2 separate regions of the Homo sapiens genome follow, and region 2 is linked to region 1. A link is a loop called in an ENCODE intact Hi-C map of the cell type or tissue named here. Cell type or tissue: adrenal gland. All regions are shown on one strand. Links, peaks and the distances in the headings refer to the core of each region. The heading gives the core; the rest is flanking DNA. Region 1 overlaps SLC28A3 (solute carrier family 28 member 3). Region 2 has its middle 13 kb from the start of SLC28A3-AS1.

Region 1 (6,417 bases), core at 1,341-3,840:
TACGTTAAAGCTCAGATGCTTTTGTCTAAGCCAATGCCTTTTTCCTTGAGATGGAGCTTGGAACTCCTAATAGTGAAGTGATGCTTCCCATCAGGGAACTCTGAGGACAGGTGGATAAAAACAAAATCTCTTTGTTTGGGCGTGTGTGTTTTCTTTACGACTATGCCCCCACACACTTTAATTACCACTTAATCTGTTCCTCTGCGTGCCAGTGGGGCGCCATGCTTTCTGTGCCCACTGTTCTCAGGTGCCTGTTGCGCAGCGGCTGCCATGGTACTAGAGTCATGCACCACAGTCTTGCTGTACCTGTTTGGTGTTTGTGTGCTCCCTGCTTTGCACAGCTCTGCTTCTTATTGAGTTGTTTCCTGATGTGTTCTCGTTCTCAAGAAAGTTTTCTTCATTCTAAGAAAAAAGTGCAGATTGAAAAAATAAAAAGTTACAGCCAAAAGACAGATGTTCTTTCATGAAAAATACCTAGAGGAATTTGGAGGATGAGACAAACAAAGATTAGGTGTTCAGATGAAGCATCCGATTCAACAAACAGCTGACAAATCCTGGGCTTGTAAAGAAACAGATGATCGGCTGGGCACAGTGGTTCGTACCTGTAATCCCAGCATGATGGGAGGCCGAAGTGGGAGGGGAGACCAGCCTGGGCAAAATCCTGTGTCTACTAAAAATATAAAAATTAGCTGGGCGTGGTGTTGTGCACCTATAATCCCAGCTACTTGGGAGGCTGAGGTAGGAGAATTGCTTGAGCCCCAGAGGCAGATCATGCCACTGCACTCCAGCCTGGGAGACACAGCAAGACTCTACCTGAAAAAAAAAAAAAAGAAAAGAAAAGAAAGTAAAGAAAAGAAACATATGACTTTTGCTTTGTTTTGTTCTGATACAAAAGTGGTCCAGGGGAAGAGAGGAATGAGGACAATTGCCCTCATCTCGGCCTGATAACTTTCCAATAGGCAGAGCTGGGACCAGGGGCAGGTTTCCACTCTCCTTTCTATCACATCACACTGATTTTCAACTTATAAAATGAACTAAAACGTGGTAAACCATAGGCTGAATAGCCTTATTCTTAGATGTTAGATTTACGAAATGTTGAAATGGGTTTTTTTTGGTTTAAAGCAATCTCTGGCAGTAATGGTCATAAGAAAAATGCCCTTTTTTGTGTGTGTGTGAGGCTGTCTTGATTTTACTTTAAGGAACTGAACGAGATTTGCTCTTATAGGGCCGTCCGGACCCCTCAGCTGCTGTTTCCAGAAGTGACAAACACTGGACCTGTCTCCTGTCTCTTTTATCTTTTTTGAGGTATCTAATATTTCTCCCATCTCATTTCAACTTGCCGTTTTCTAGAGTGAGGTAATGGATAAATGGTGTCAGGAAATGCCTTCTGTTAGCCCAACGACTATGACTGCATCTTCAAAGACCAAGTGTATGACTCTAATTTTAACTTAGATCTCTGACTGGCCCCAGGAATCCAGCAAATATTGCAATTCCAAGTTGTATTGCATTTTCTACTTACTGAAACACAAGAATGAATAAACATGAAAAAAAAGTTACAGTACAAGATTCATGCATCAAAGTATTGTGCCATACTTCCTTTTTTGTTACAGTTGCTTATATCCTACAGTTCTTTGCATATAGCAGACACTAACAATGTTTTGAATTAATGACCCACAGTAATTTTAATGTTGCATTAGCACAGCAATGTAGTACCCTTGGGTTCTTGGTATAAAAATACAGCATGGGCTGGGTGTGGTGGCTGACGCCCGTAATCCCAGCACTTTGGGAGGCCAAGGTGGGCGGATCACGAGGTCAGGAGATTGAGACCATCCTGGCTAACATGGTGAAACCCCGTCTCTACTAAAAATACAAACATTAGCTGGGCGTGGTGGCAGGTGCTTGTAATCCCAACTACTTGGGAGGCTGAGGCAGGAGAATTGCTTGAACCTGGGAGGCAGAGGTTGCAGTGAGCTGAGATCACACCACTCTGCACTCCAGCCTGGGCGACAGAGCGAGACTCAGTCTCAAAAAACAAACAAACAAACAGCATGAAAAGAAAAAATATACATAGTATGGGAAGATGACAGAATGTTGCTAATTGCTGAAGTTGGCTGACAGGTACCCGGAGAATCATTTTATTATTCTCCTACTTTGGTGGATGCTAAAATGTTCCTTAATACTAAGTTAAAAATAAAACCAAACATGAATTGGTGGAGTAACAGAACACAGGTCACTGAGGGGCTAGTCCTTAGGGTCCCTACTGAGCAGGCCACATTCTCTCAAGCCTTAACTCCCTCATTCATACAACACAGTTTGGATTTGGGGTTCTTGCGGATCCTTACGGAATCCTGACATTTTCTAATTCTATTAGGAGATTCAGCTTCTTGACGTTGATTCCTCCTGCCACCTGGTGGCAGGATCTGAAAACTACTGGTGGAACACGGGTGGATCCTACGTTTTTAAAGTTAATGAAAGTGGAAGGTGTGTGTGTTGAGGGATAGAGTGGGCACTCCTTTAAGTGGCAACAAGAGCACGTGTGGTTTTGTTCTCCACTGTGTAATAGTCTTATTTGGCCCCCAACAGAGTATACGCCTTGGCCTTTTAGTATTTTCTGGAAGAACAATATCTCCCACTTGAGGATTTCCAACAGAATTAGTGGGGTTATTGTGGATATTGACTGGTACCTGGAAAATGACCATTAAGACAACTGTCTTTCTTCTTCTTTTTAAATTAGAGTCGTGGGGCTGTGATATGGGGCCCCAGATAATGTCTTAGCTCAATGTTTCTTTCCATTTATTTAGCAACTCACATTACTAAATACCTTTGCACACTTAACGCCCTACAACCACGACTGCGTTCTCATGGTAAAATCTATCCCTCTGTTGAATGTGTAAGAAAGGTGAGGGAATTGCATTGTGAGTATGTCTAGGCCGTTTACAGCTTACACATTTAATTTCTCTAGTTAGTTTTAGTTGTTAGGTGTGCTAAAAGATGAGGGTCCTGATTGAGCCCCCTTTGAAGGGACAGCCTAGTAACCAGGAGTACATTGTGCCTGGGGTTTGTTTCCCACCATTTCTTTGATCTTGCACTTTCTATGTGGCTATTAGAGGGAGGCAGAGATGGACAGAGGCATTTTTATTTTCTTCCTTTCATTCACTTTCTAAACCATATAATAACTTCTAGAACACTGGAAATTTCTAAAATGACTCCCCTATTTGTGGTATCCCTTTTCAAAGAATGTTAGCTGACACATGGTCACCTAGGAAAAAGATTACATATCCAAGCTTCCCTTGCAACTAAGTTCTGGCAACGAAATGAAAGTAGAAAGGGTGCCCTGTTGGGGGCAGCTCGGGGAATGTTCCGCCAGGGATGGCTGGCAGGTGCACTTGTTCCTTTTTGTCATTTCCTCTGTCTTGCTGCCCAGTGTGAGGATGGTTCCAACTGGACCATGGATACAAGGCCCACATCCTTGTGATGTCAGGGTGCTGAGTTGGGAGGAACTTGGGTCCCTGGAAGCCTTGAGCAGGAGGCTCACCCCGGCTCTGTACCATCCACCTCAACTTTATTGGGATGAAACTAACTTTTCTCTTGTTACTTTTGGTTTTTGCTTTTATTTTGCACCAAATGATACAGTATTTAGTAGGCAGGAGACACTGTGTAAAACTCTTGTCTGGGCGTGGTGGCTTATGCCTGTAATCCCAGCACATTGGGAGGCCAAGGCGGGCGGATGATGAGGTCAGGTGTTCGAGACCAGCCTGGCCAATATGGTAACACCTCGTCTCTACTAAAAATACAAAAGTTAGCTGGGCGTGGTGGCGGGCACCTGTAGTCCCAGCTACTTGGGAGGCTGAGGCAGAAGAATCGCTTGAACCAGGGAAGTGGAGGTTGCAATGAGCCAAGATCGTACCAGTGCACTCCAGCCCGGGCGACAGAGCAAGACTCCGTCTCAAAACAACAACAACAACAACAACAACAACAACTCCAAGAGGCCTATGAGGTGGGTACCATGATCCACATTTTCACAGATGAGGAAACTGAGGCAAAGATAAGTAAATCACTTGACTTGGGTTGTGTAGCCAGAAATGGCTGGGGTAGAATCTCAGCCCAGACTGTCCCTCCCCAGACCATCTTGTGCCTATAGAGGAGTGATTCTTTGGGCCTGGTGAAGATCAAAAGACACAGTAGTGTGCCTAGGAATTAAATTCCGTTTGGAAATTAGAACTTAGAAAGCCTGATTTGAACTCCAGATATTAAAAGACAAAGGTATAAATTATAGAAGTGTTGAAAGTTCCAGAGAAGCTTGTGGCCACTTTTAGCTACACCTAGGCTCTGTGGTCATTTCTCAAGCCACAATAGTGGTCTTCCTGCCCTGTACGCTGGTTTTAAGTGGAATATATCCTTTGAGTAACATGGGTGGGGACTCCTGCCTCTGTGGACATGTCTTGTCATCATGGCTGGTTTGACATTCTTCAGCCTCTCCCTGGCACTGTGCTGTAATCACACAGCCTGGCTTCCATTTCTCAGTTCTTGTGGTGGGGGTTTTTCTGCTGCAGAGGTACCACCACTGTGCTAGGAGAGCCTTTCTTCACTATAGAATTTGCTCTGGCCTGGTTGCCAGAGCAAATTGCATGAGTGGTCTTGCACTCATTCAGTGGTCTTGCTTCTTGTGGGAATGGAGGCAGTACCTACCTAACAAAGTTGGGTGGCTCCATCCAGTGGCACACATAGTAAGTGCTCATTGACTATTAAGTTAATTTCATGGTTTAGTTTGCTTCTCGCTTGTTCTGGGGCATTTACAGTCGTGTTGTCCTCTGTATTTGAAATTAGACTTATCAAAATCAACATCTGTTTGGTGAATCTGATCTCTCAAAATTGTTTGGGATCATACCCCACTTCAACTCTTTTTTTACTCTTACCATCTACCAATGTCAAATGTTTTAAGGCCCTTTCTCTAAATGTTATTCTTCGACTGCATGGATTTTGCCTAGGAATGATTGCATTTTCAAAGACTGTATTTTAGAAGTCCTTGATCGTTATCTATTGGTCTTGACTCACTTGGTTCATGTAACTTTCTGGCTCAAGTCTCGGGTGTGCATAATCCTTAGTGTGAGTTAATGGGCACTAGCTAGACCATTCCCCAGAGATGTTCTTGTTTTACCTGCCTGCCTGTGTGGGTTTAGAGGCCAGGTAAGGAGCAGCAGTACCTGTGGCAAGAGACCCAGTGGGCAGCCTGGGGCTCACTGTTACCTTTCAATGCTGAGGGATCTTTGGATTGGGTGCAAGAAGTCAAGTCTCTGTATGCTGCTGTGAGTGGCTGTAACACTAGCAATGTCTATGGCTTCAGAACACTGTTAACATTCTTCCCTTGGGAACTTTGTGAGCCAGGAGGCAGAGGAAACCCATATGTATGGGAATGTCAGGGAAAGGGGAAAGAGAGGGAGTGCTGTACCCGAAGGAGAAAACTTAAAGGAAGGTTTATAATAAGAGTTTTAAGAAAGTTTAAACATGTGAGTCCTCATAGAATATGGTTTCCAGGCCGGGCGTGGTGACTCACCCCTGTAATCCCAGCACTTTGGAAGGCTGAGGAGGTTGGATCGCCTGAGGTCAGGAGTTTGAGATCAGCCTGACCAATATGATGAAACCCCATCTCTACTAAAAATACAAAAATTAGCCGGGCGTGGTGGCCTGTGCCTGTAATCCCAGCTACTCGGGAGGGTGAGACAGGAGAATCTCTTGAATCTGGGAGGCGGAGGTTGCAGTGAGCTGAGATTGTGCCATTGCACTCCAGCCTGGGCAACAAAAGTGAAACCCTGTCTCAGAAAAAAAAAAAAGAAAAAGGAATATGGTTTCCATGAGCTTTCTTGAAGAAACTGCTAGAGGAAGAAGCCATACAAATGATAAACGGAGAAATTATGAAAAAAAGAGAGTTAGTACATTTTGAATCTATTTGATAATAAAATCTAAGATGATTCCAGGGATTATGATTCTAGAACAAATTATAAACATTATGTCCTCTGCCAAAGTAGAAAAAATCATTAGAAGGCTACTTGAAGGGGAAGGAAAAGAAAACGTAGGAGGTAGGATAAGTAGGCCAATTTCCTACTTCAGGTCACGCTGGGCCCTCTTCCCTACTGCAATAGTTTATTACTCACTGAAATCCATCTTCATCACTTTAATGAGTGTTCAGCTTTATTTATCTATGACATTAACCATATCAAGAATAAGACCAAAAGGCCTGAGTTAAATTGTTCCAAATGCATTGATGTATATTTTTATTTCTTCCTTAAATACAGGGTTTCCAGAGCTGGGGGCTAGTTAAAAGTCATCATGGACTGGGTGCAGTGGCTCACACCTGTAATCCCAGCACTTTGGGGGGCTGAGGCAGACGGGTCACTTGGACTCAGGAGTTTGAGACCA
Region 2 (6,417 bases), core at 2,564-5,063, 50 kb before region 1:
CTGTGAAATGAAGTAAAAACACCTTACTACACACACACGGCAGGTGTAAGATCAAAGGAGATAAAAATGCAAATGAAAGCATTTCATAATGAAAAATATCTATCCACATGTTGGTTGACTTTTAAAATGCCCATTATTACTATTGTTATGCATGCTGTCGAGATTATTGTTAATGGCAGGCCAAAATTTTCTGTTTCATAAGTGGAAGAGTGAGTCCTCAGAGGGAAATATTCAAAATTGATTAAAAGGTTATTTGCAGTTGCTATTAATGATGTTCTCTAATCCTCTCATTTTCCCATTTGCTGCCCAGTTTCGAATGAAGCTGATCCTAATTAGAGATTCCATTTGTAGGAAAAATAACTTGTGTGTGCATTCAGTATGTAAATTAAAAGTGGCTTTTAGTAGTTAGGGAGATAATAACTAAACCAGTGTGATAAACTTCTGAGATTTTCGCCTGTGGCTGCCCAGGTGAATTGAGCAGTTAATTTAGATTAAAGATGAGAAAAGATGCTCAGCCATTCTTACTGGGGGATAAAGAGGACTTCATTTTGTGTTCTGTTCGGGTGGGACTAGAATTATTCGGAATGACTGGCTATCCTGAAGATATCCACGCACCCCTCTACTTCACCGATGTAGGTACAGTATTTGCATCATGAAAATAGGTAATGCTTAAGGTAAAACAAACAAACAAAAATTAGCGTAGACTTCTTTTTCTCAAAGCCAGTGTTGGGTTATAGGAAAGAATATATTAGCAAAACCTAGTCATAAGTTATAAAGGAACCATGTTGGATGCAAAGTGTGTAATTGTCTGCCATAGGTGGTGCAAATTCACCACTCATTCCCCACACAGTATGTTCATACGTCATCCCTTTAACAGGTTAAGGCAAGGAAGAGAACCAGGTTTGACCAGCGAATCTTTGTGGCAGGATCCTCCTTGAAATGCCCTAGAATCGATGGAGCAAATATGAGGATCTATATCAGCAAGCATCTCACTTAAGTGCTTAAATTTGCTGAAAATGTATCCCGTGGCTTCAGGGATGCCTGTCACTGCCTCTGGGTTGGGATCCATTCTGGTTTCCTTTATGAGACATAAATTGCTGATGCTTGCCACTTTGTATTCACAGTTGAGGTGCATGAATCCTAAGTTAAATATTTATATTTTTTGTTTCCTATGCCTTATGTATCTGAGTTTTGTTCATATCTACCTGTATTTTATATTTAGAAATATGCAGACAGTAGAAGTAAAATATCACACATTGAGTTTCTCCTCCTCCTACATGCATGTGCGTGCAAAGACACATGCTTTTATTTTTATTTATTTATTTTTTTGAGACAGAGTCTCACTCTCTTGCCTAGACTGGAGTGCAGTGGCAGGATCTCAGCTCATTCCAACCTCCACCTTCTGGGTTCAAGTGATTCTCCTGCCTCAGCCTCCTGAGTAGCTGGGATTACAGGCGCCCGCCACCATGCCCAGCTAATTATTGTATTTTTGGTAGAGAAGAGTTTTCACTATGTTGGCCAGGCTGGTCTCGAACTCCCAACCTCAGGTGATTTGCCCGCCTCGGCCTCCCAAAGTGCTGGGATTACAGGCATGAGCCACCGTGCCTAGCCTACATGGCTTTTAATACGTTTAAAATAACCTAGAAAATTTAAATGTAAGTAACATTGAATGTATTAAAGGAGAAAATAAGCCAAAAATGGAAAAGTTGAATGGGGTACCCTTTGTGGAAGGGAGGACATGGCTATTCTATCCTTTTCTCGTTGGTGATGCTGGTACTGGAGCTGGTGGTAGACAACACTGATGTGGGTTGATTCTATAACAATTTGGCTTCTTAAGCCACTTTCTTATCCTCCCACCAGTTACCTGTGTAAGTCACTGCCTAGCTAGTGTTTGCAAGGGATGAAGAAAGAAAGAATTCAATTTAGTGTAGCACATGAACAGCTACACGGGGCGATTTCAAATCATCTTCACTTTGATTCTCCTGACCTATACTGAAGAACATCACGAAACACGTTGTTTCTACTATAAGGAAGTAGTTTCAGTTGTTGTTAATTACATTAAATGATAGATGCCCTCTTTATAAAAATTCAGAATAAATTTGTTTGTTTTTAACATCAGGAATAGTAGTATTTCTTTTGAGAAATTTAAAAAATAAGCATATGATCCCAAGAGCTGTGTTCTTAAAAGTTTTAAGCCACGTCAACCACTAGAAGGCTTGAATCTAAATTTGCGACTCATTAATAGCAAATATATATGGTTTTTATGGTATATATTTTTGTGTTGTTTATTTCTTACTCTATTATATGTTGCCATTTTCTTTTTTTGTCTCACTTGCATTAGTAGTGAGGATTAAGCTTGGCTGTGGGGAATGGAAAACACAAAATACCAGTAGCTTAAATAAGAGAGAAGCTTCTTTTTCTCTCTGAGTAGGTGGTCCAAGTTTAGAATGGCAGCTCCAGAATTATTAGGAACCCAGACCTCTTATGTGTTGCACTGCCGTCCTCAACACCCAGCTTTCAACTCATGGTACAAGATGGGCTGCTGTGGCTCCAGCTATCATGTCCAACATCCAGCCAGCAGGAAGGAGAATGGGAGAGAAGAGGGACACAATTAAACCTTCTTTTAAGGGATGCTCTCTAGAAGTTGCGCATGCAACTGACATTTACATCCCATTGACCAGACCTTAGTCACCTGAGTACACCTAGCTATGAGAACAGCTGGGAAAGGTGGGCAACCATGTATTTTGGCTGAAAATGAGCAGTCTCAATACTGCAGAGGAAATGGAGATGGGCTATTAGGAGACAAGTAGCAGGCTGTGCTACATCAATTTGTAATTCAGATTATTTTATGGGTCTTTGCAAATCACTTTAAGTTCTGTCCACACTGGGGAAAGGGTGGTTATAAGTAAATGAATGAATAAATAAGTTTAAATTCCTTAGGAGGAGGATGGATCCTGTTACTCCTTCTGTTTAACGTGAGTCTGCAGAATCTCAGAACAGGCTCTCTGATGCAATGGAATTATTTAACAGTTTCTGTAGATCACAATTTGAGATGCCCAGATCACTTGCTCTCCAAAAAGACACTAGCGGTGAGCTTGAGCTACTTTCTTTATCTCTGAAAGTGCCAGTGAGCTTGAGCTACTTTCTTTAGCTCTGAAACTCTAATGAGCAATATACATCCACCTGAGCTGAATCTGCAGGTGAAGATAAACTTTCCTTGGTTTGAAGTACATTTTTGTCAATATAATATTTTAACACTGCCTCTCTCATCTAATCAGGCTGGCAGTCATGTAAGTCTTTGACTTAAAAAGGGGGAAAATGATTTCTTTTTTCTTTTTTTTTTTGAGATGGAGTTTCCCTCTTGTTGCCCAGGCTGGAGTGCAATGGTGCTATCTCGGCTCACTGCAATCTTTGCCTCCTGGGTTCAAGCGATTCTCCTGCCTCAGCCTCCCAAGTACCTGGGATTACAGGCATGCGCCACCACACCCGGCTAATTTTGTATTTTTAGTAGAGATGGAGTTTCTCCACGTTGGTCAGGTTGGTCTCGAACTCCCAACCTCAGGTGATCCGCCTGCCCCAGCCTCCCAAAGTGCTGGGATTACAGGCTTGAGCCACCGTGCCCGGCCGATTTCTCCAATACACACATTTTGTTTGGCAGACAAACACCTCTCAAAGAATGGGACTCTTAAGGTGCCTTGGAGATGGAGGGACATGACAAAAAGGATATGGGGCAGTGAAAAGTTTGGATGCTACTGGCTAGAGTTGTTTTGCTCTGAGATTTTAAAGTTAGATAGCTAGACTAGAGCAGTACTTGTCAAACATCAGTTTGCCTAGGGATGTAGTTAAAACTGCAGATGCCTGGGCTCCACACCCCAGATATTCTTCTGATTTAACAGATGGCTTGGGAACAGCGTTTTGACAAATATTGAACTAGCGGATGCTGATTGCCCAAAGTTGAACAACATTTCAAAATGGAGTAAATTAAACCTTCCTTTGAAAAAGAATATGAACAAGTCATTAAAAAATACAGGGTTTGGTTTAGATACTTTATTTGTCTAGGATGCTGAAATGTCCGGCATTTCTGTTCTCCCCGCACAATCTCTTATGAAGCTGGGCCCACAGACCCATTGCACACAACTGAATGTGAACTTACAGGTTAATGATTTGATGAGGGGCTCTTAGCACTCTCTGGCAGCTCTGGTCACCTGATATGCCAGGCACCAATGGGCATGGAGAAAACATCCTTAGTTTTCTTCTCTCCATGGCAACCAGTGCATCCTGATCCCTGTCTGTCAGTTTCCAGGCTAGCGACTCTACGTTCACCTGTGTCATAGCAACAGGAGAAAACTGCAGTTGACTTTCGCTTTCCAAATGTCTTGGAAACAGGGCTTTCAATTCTAAACCCCAACTTCCACTCTACGGTTTCCTGGTACGAAGCTGTTTGGACTCTGGGAGTTGGTGGCTTGAGAGAAACAGGAAGGGAGGGGAGATTCTGGGACATTAGTATATTCATGGCAGGTGTGTGTAAATTGGAGCTGTCAGTTTGACCAGCAGGAAATAGAAAGTATGAATCTTAGGGGAAGGGAGTGAATCACATTCACAAAGACAGCTTGAAAAATTGGCCAGGAGGCAAATGACAAGTTCTCCACTCTATATGAAATATCAAGATTAAAGGAAAATCAATTATCCTTTACCTTTGAGCGTTTTTGGGGGTTATGGTGAAATTAGGACTAGAGGGAGTAAGCAATGGTAGCCTTTAATTTTTCCTAATATTTTACTATAACAAATTTCAAACATACGGCAAATTCGAAGGAGTTTTATTGTGTAAATTTAGATTCTATCATTAACATTTTACCTGATTTATCACTTATTGTTTATCGTTGTTGTATATTCCTCTATCCTTCTATCGATACACCTTAGTTTTGGAAGTAGTTTTGATTTTAGTATTCTGATTATTCTTTCTTTCTTTCCTGTTTTAGTGTTTATTACCCTCCTTTTGTCTTCATCCACCCAAAACCATCATCTTTAATGATTACAACAAAGAACATGATAATGATAACAAAAATTTGTTAAAGCTACATTTGCTGAACATATACTATATGACAAGCACAGTACTAGCTACTTTTCTTATATTATTATCTCAATATTTTTCAGAATAGGAGGAGATATAATTATCCCTCTTTTGATAATAAGGAAACAGAATCTCAGAGATAAGTGGCTAAACCAGGATTCAAACCCAGTCTTGTCTGGTAATTTGCTTTGGCAAACAAGTTTCAGGGGATTAATGGCCCTAGGAATTTCATTTCAAAGTAGGTTAGTGAACAACTCACTAAAACCACCTTAAACCTATTATGGAGATCATTGATAAAATCATTATCTGCCTTTAGTTTATGTAAAGGAGCCTTTAGTTCAGAGTGGAATGAAAAAGCTAATCTTTGAACCATGATTATCTGTGAACAATCTGGGTATCTGCATTTCTTTGTATGAGAGTGAAGTAGGCAAAATTTTCCGCAGAAACTTATTGAACTCTTCTATGGGCCAAACATTACACATTCATTTAATTCTTTTTTTCTTTTTTTGAGACGGAGTTTCGCTTTTGTTGCCCAGGCTGGAGTGCAATGGTGCGATCTCAGCTCACCGCAACCTCCGCCTCCTGGGTTTGAGCGATTCTCCTGCCTCAGCCTCCCGAGTAGCTGGGATTACAGGCATGCGCCACCACGGCTGGCTAATTTTTGTATTTTTAGTAGAGACGGGGTTTCTCCATGTTGGTCAGGCTGGTCTCGAACTCCCGACCTCAGGTGATCTGTCCGCCTTGGCCTCCCGAAGTGCTGGGATTACAGGCATGAGCCACCATGCTTGGCCTCATTTAATTCTTAAGGCCAGTTCTCTCAGGTAGATATTATAATCTTCATTTTAAAGATCAAACAGTTAATGTTCACTGGAGCAAACAGACAGACCAATAGAACAGAGCAGAAAGTCCACATAATCCCAATACAGGGGACTTAATGATAAAAGGGATGACAGTCATCCCTTGGTATTCCTGGGGGATTGGTTCCAGGAGTCCCCTCAGATACCAAAACCCCAGGAGGCCATAAAATGGCATAGTATTTGCATATAATGTAGGCACATCCTCCGGTAAATCATCTCTAGATTACTTACAATACCTAATACAATGTAAATGCTATGTAAATAGTTGTTGTACTGTATCATTTAGGGAACAATGACAAGAAAAAAAGTCTCTACATGTTCAGTACAGACATAACCATTGCAGGCCTAGCTACATTTTCTATTCAAGGTTGGATCCAAGGATGCAGAACCTATGGTTACTGAGGCCAGCTGTACCAGTATTCAATAAGTGATATTGGGACAACCATCTAGAAAAAAATGTAAAAAAAAAAAAAAAAAAAATCTGAAGCC

The links. Peaks named below come from ENCODE experiments on the same cell type or tissue, not always from the same donor. Only the 100,000 strongest peaks of a DNase experiment are listed, where the experiment ranks them.
Region 2: it touches region 1 in a loop (7-fold over the local background); 28 of 110 quality-filtered maps call a loop at or near these places.

Annotation. Positions count from the first base shown.
Region 1 is chr9:84,313,053-84,319,469 of GRCh38, forward strand. It overlaps SLC28A3 (solute carrier family 28 member 3), which reads right to left. Exons shown (of 18, transcript NM_001199633.2): 2 at 307-402. Among named protein-coding and RNA genes, the nearest start is that of SLC28A3, 24 kb to the right of the region's middle. In adrenal gland, for the core only: a CTCF peak has its summit at 2,420 (motif pointing left); a DNase peak (open chromatin) is centred at 2,342.
Region 2 is chr9:84,261,945-84,268,361 of GRCh38, forward strand. No RefSeq gene overlaps it. Among named protein-coding and RNA genes, the nearest start is that of SLC28A3-AS1, 13 kb to the right of the region's middle. In adrenal gland, for the core only: no CTCF peak of the experiment used is centred there; DNase peaks (open chromatin) are centred at 4,037 and 4,437.